2 separate regions of the Homo sapiens genome follow, and region 2 is linked to region 1. A link is a loop called in an ENCODE intact Hi-C map of the cell type or tissue named here. Cell type or tissue: PC-3. All regions are shown on one strand.

Region 1 (2,500 bases):
TCTGGCTACTTCCTGCTGAAAAGGGGTTTCGAATGGGGAACAGTAGCTAGGGCTCCTCCTGGGGTCGATCTAAGGATCCTTGGAAGAATGGCATGTCCATGTGTGTGTGGTTCAGCTTACAGCACCATTTGGAGTTTGATTGCTTCTTGGTGAGAAGAAACAATTTGAGTTATAGTATGGAGTATACAGGGTCCAAATACCAATACAAGATATATAAGCAAGAAAGTGCTTAATAAAGGGGTTAACCAATTCCATAAAGAAGACTGGAATTTATTAAAGAGAGATTGTAGCCCCTCAGGGCTGAGGCCGGCATTTTCCCTGAGCCTGTCAACAATTTTGACTTGATTTTTAAGTACCTGTAGATTTTCTTCTACTTTACTAGAGGTGTTAATCCAAAAGCAGCATGTTTCATTTAAAACTGCATTACTAAACCCAATAAAAAGTCCTAGCAGACTCAGTGATAGTAAAACTTTCATGCTTCCTTTTTGTCAACTATTATCCCTGCTGTAAGGGTAATAATTAAGCAAAATACTACAGCAATGGAAACTCTCTGTCCAATATTTCAGTTAGAAGGTGCTACCCTGTATAACCCTGTTGCAAATAGTAGAGTGAGGACAGCAATTCCCACAAGTGTGGTGTGGGTAGGTAATTTCCATCTAAAATTTTACTTGCTAAGATATAGAATTCTCCTTTGGGGGTCTATGAAGTTCCTTGGTTTTATTTTCCCAAACAAAGAAACCTCCGGGTTATGGGCACCTTACTCACTTTCATTACCCGGCAGAATTTGCAAGATAATTGCCCAGAACTAGCGTATTGATTCACATTTTTATGTTACCCATCCCTTTTTTTTGTTTGTTTCCAAGCTGCGGAAGATCACCACTTGATTCACAGGATCAAGCAGAGTTAGTCTAAAATGTAGGCAAAAAGCTTAAAAACAATGAATGAGACTAGGATTTAATGACAAATGTAAGATAAACTTTGGAGCAAAATCTTTTTCTCCAGTCCTCATTTTTGGTAAAAACTAGTTATGAATAAACTTTAGACTTAAACTTGACCTGATTATTTGCATAAAGTGCAGCAAGAATGGTTATTTTTACATAGACCTTTTGGATTGACTTTGATGAAACTGTTCCACAAGGAATTTCACATAAGACTTCTAAAGCCAAGCCCAGCCATGGGTTTGTGTCCTCTAATACCTGTGTGTTTGGTGAGCCTATCCTCTCGAGGTCCCAAGATAAACTTGGAGCTTCCAGACCTGTTAGAAAGTGTCATTCTTTACTGACCACAGGTTAGGAATCCTGTGCGGGGACTGTGCAGACAAGGCATGAGGCCAGTTCTTCCTAAGGGGCTTTTTTTAATTGGCTTTGCCTGTCACGCTTGATTCCTTAAAGGGAAACACACACTTTCAGTCAAAGCCTTGGTAAAATAACCAGTTTTTCCAGTTGTGTCCTGTTGATGAAGAAAAATGGATTCTTACTGCACTGATGCAAACAACTATATTGCCATAAGTTAAGAGTACTCACAGATAGTTTCCAAATTCTAGAGGAACCAGGCAGAGAAAAATAAACATGCTCCAAATTTTGTTTACAGGAGTATACCTTACTCAATTATTAAAGGCCATAAATAGTTTAAAATAACTTTCCTTGATGCTGAAAATCAAAACAAGGATCAGCAGTATTCCAAGCAAAAGTTAAAAAGGTTACTTTCACTTTCTGAGTGTAGTCCATTTAGTTAACTTTTGTTTTGCTTGAGATTTGTCAACATGTCAGTTTTTTATGAGCTCTGTACTTTCTTTATTTCAATATTACAATCTTTAAAGCTATTAAAAACCTGCATTTGAGAACACCTGTTAAAGTCCTTAATATAGCTTGATGATAAACTGTCTTTTGAGAAGGAACAAAGCAAGACAACAATTGTTTGTGAATGACAAATTTCCAGGACAGTTATAGTTAAAAATATGACTGACAAGTTTATTTATCTTCATGGTTTACAGTAACTTTACCATTAATTATGATTGATAGCATATACTTAGACATTAGCATTTTAGAAATCCCATACAATTTTGGAACATATATTAGTATTATTCACCAAAATATAACTTAAAGAAGATTGGACATCATTTCGGCAATCTCATGTGACTAAACATCTCAAATGATCCTGTTTACCTCTTTTCTGAATGTTTCAGGGGCCTTCTGAACTATCCAAAAAGCCAGGCATCATGAAGGACAATTTCCAGATTGCCGTAAATTATTTTGCCAAAATGATGACTCAAAAGGAAAAAACCTTTCATTAGCCTTTACTGTGACATGAAAATTTTGTGCAAAGCCAAATTTTACCCTTGCATTAGTTTATTAATGTTAACCCCAATTCGTTTACATGAAACCGTGTGGATTATTCCATCTAATCCTAACCAATTTGACCATGAGGTGAAATCTTTACAAACCTTTCATAACCCTTTTACTAAAGGGCAGATTAGTGTCTTAAGAGCTCCTTGCTATGC
Region 2 (2,500 bases), 300 kb after region 1:
GTTATCTTAGAGGAGACCCTTGAGCCCACACACACGGATGTGTTACTGAGGGTAATGAGAGTGGGGAAGGAAATGACAGTTGGTCAGATGTAGCTCGAGTCCTGGCTCTGCCACTTCCCACCTTCCTGTACTTCCTCATCTGTGTGATGAATTTAAAATGGTCACGAACCATTTTGATGTTGTTTTTATTCCCTCATCTTGAATGTGGGCTGGCCCTGTGACTACCCCCAGCCACTGGAGCACAGAGGAAATGATGCTGCTCTGGTTCCAGGCTTAGACCTAAGAGGAGTGACAGCATCTGCCTCATTCTTCTGGAGCCCTGAGTTACTAAGTAAGAACTTCTACCCTAAGTCTGCCATGTTGTGAGGAAGCCCACAGGTGAAGAGGCTGGGCAGAGAAATACAGAAGGTTACTTAAATAGCCAAGACATTCCAGAGGAGGCTCCAGACACCATGGGAGAGACAGAAGTTATTCTTCCTCCATCCTGTCCACATTCCTAGCCCACAAAACGATGAGGTATAAGAATAATCAATTGTTGTCTTAAGGTACTAAGTTTTGTAGAAGTTTGTTATTCAGCAATAGATAAATGGAATAGTATGTAAAATGGGATAATAATTTATATCTTATTTGATTGCTAGAAGGAGGATGTAAAATGCCAAGTACAGTTTCTGGCACTGGATAGGTACTAAATCAATACTCTTTTTCTTTCTCTTTGAAAGGCTTATGCTATAAAGTCAAAATCTGTGAGGTTCAGCCTTGTGAAATGACATCAAATAAGCTGAAGTCCTATTTCATGTCTATTTTTTTAAACATATGGAAATGACAACTGACCATAGGCTATCTTCCCTATGCTAGATTGCCTATTCTCCCCTCAGTTACACTGGTCTCAAGGCATGTTCTCCTGGTCACTCTTTCCAGAATCTGATCTAATTGAAAATTCTCCGTTTGAGTGAGTTGCCCTAGAAGGGCCGCCTTAGGTGTGGTCAGTGCAGTGCTGGTCAGAAGTGTGTCTCCTCACTTTGTTGGGACACACCACCCCACTCACCATGCTGGCAGAACAGACCAATACTGTAGGCTTCTAGGATTCTGCTTCTATTATTCAGTGTGTTTACTATCACTTTCAGTTTCATGATATCACAGACTCGATCAATTATACTGTTACTCTTCTTATCCAAATCATTTATCAAAATGTCGGACAAGTCTGCAGTGAGGGTAGAGCCAATAGAGACCTCACTATCTGTTGACATTTGTTCATTAATAGGCCCTGTTGGGTATGTTTGTTCAACCAGTTATGTGTGAATCACCCAGCACTTCTGTCATCCAGCCCACATTTTTTCCCATCTGTTTATGGGAGTATTCAGTTTCACTCTTTAGCATATACGATCTGCTTTTGTTCCACTGCAATAGCTGGTGTTGTTTGCCTAACTGTGATAGGTGCCACTGCAGGCAGGAGCCACGTCCTGTTTTTCTTAGATGACCTCTATGTTGAACATGTAGGAAGTGCTCAGCGAGCTCTTGAATGAGCTCTTTCAACCATATCATTCCATCAGGATGCCTGCTTTCTTACATGTGTCTGTTCTGACCCTGCATCTTAGCATACATCTAAGGAAACTTACATCTAAAGAAGGAAATTCTACAATATGTGACAACACGAATGACTCTTGAGGACATAGCACATTTCTGTTTATAATTATCTTATACGTAGGATATGTGAAAAAATACTCAATTTGATTTAAATTCCTGTTTTAAGAGAATCAACTACATTTAACCTAGGATGAATCCTTAACAGTTGGATTATGGAAAATTATACAAATCAGGAAGAGCAGCTAAGAAAGGTTTGCCTTAGGCTCCTCCAGGAGAGAGCTGCACTATAAAGATGTAAGCTAAGATGCAGCTCCAAAAAGTGAAGCTGCTTACTAACAATGAGCTGGAGCTCACTGAAGATGAGTAGATGCTGGCTGTGTGGGAATACAAAGAACAATCACTTGCGAGGATGTGGAGGAACTGGAACCCTTCTGCACTGTCAGTGGGCATGTAAAATGGTGTAGCTGCTGTGGAAAATGGTATCGTCAAAAAAAATACATAGAATTACCTTATGATTTAGCAATCCCACTTCTGGGTATATACCTCCCAAAATTGAGATCAGGATCTCAAAAAGATATCTGCATCCCATGTTCATTGAAATACCAGTCACAATAGCCAAGACATGGAAACAACCTAAGTGTTCGTTGATAGATGAATGGATAAAGAGAATGTGGTATATATGTACAATGGAATATTATCCAGTTTTTTAAAAAAAGGAAATTCTAAAATATGTGACACCATGAATGGCTTTTGAGGACATGTTGTTAGTGAAAAAGCCAGTCACAAAAGGACAAATACGGCATGATTCCACTGACATGAGGTACCTAAAACAGTCAAACTAGCAGAAGCAGAGAATACAGTTCCTAGGAGCTGGGGGGAGAAGGAAATGGGGAATTGGAAATAAAGTTTTAGTTAT

The links. A loop is a pair of places that touch in the nucleus more often than their neighbours do. Peaks named below come from ENCODE experiments on the same cell type or tissue, not always from the same donor. Only the 100,000 strongest peaks of a DNase experiment are listed, where the experiment ranks them.
Region 2: it touches region 1 in a loop (13-fold over the local background); 1 of 110 quality-filtered maps calls a loop at or near these places.

The regions. Positions count from the first base shown.
Region 1 is chr6:5,563,577-5,566,076 of GRCh38, forward strand. The region is part of intron 5 of FARS2 (phenylalanyl-tRNA synthetase 2, mitochondrial); the gene reads left to right. Among named protein-coding and RNA genes, the nearest start is that of FARS2-AS1, 110 kb to the left of the region's middle. In PC-3, no CTCF peak of the experiment used is centred here; a DNase peak (open chromatin) is centred at 1,375; H3K27ac peaks cover 464 bases.
Region 2 is chr6:5,865,567-5,868,066 of GRCh38, forward strand. All of the region lies in intron 1 of LOC124901251 (a long non-coding RNA gene), which reads left to right. Among named protein-coding and RNA genes, the nearest start is that of NRN1, 140 kb to the right of the region's middle. In PC-3, no CTCF peak of the experiment used is centred here; a DNase peak (open chromatin) is centred at 1,335; H3K4me3 peaks cover 1,151 bases; H3K27ac peaks cover 1,407 bases.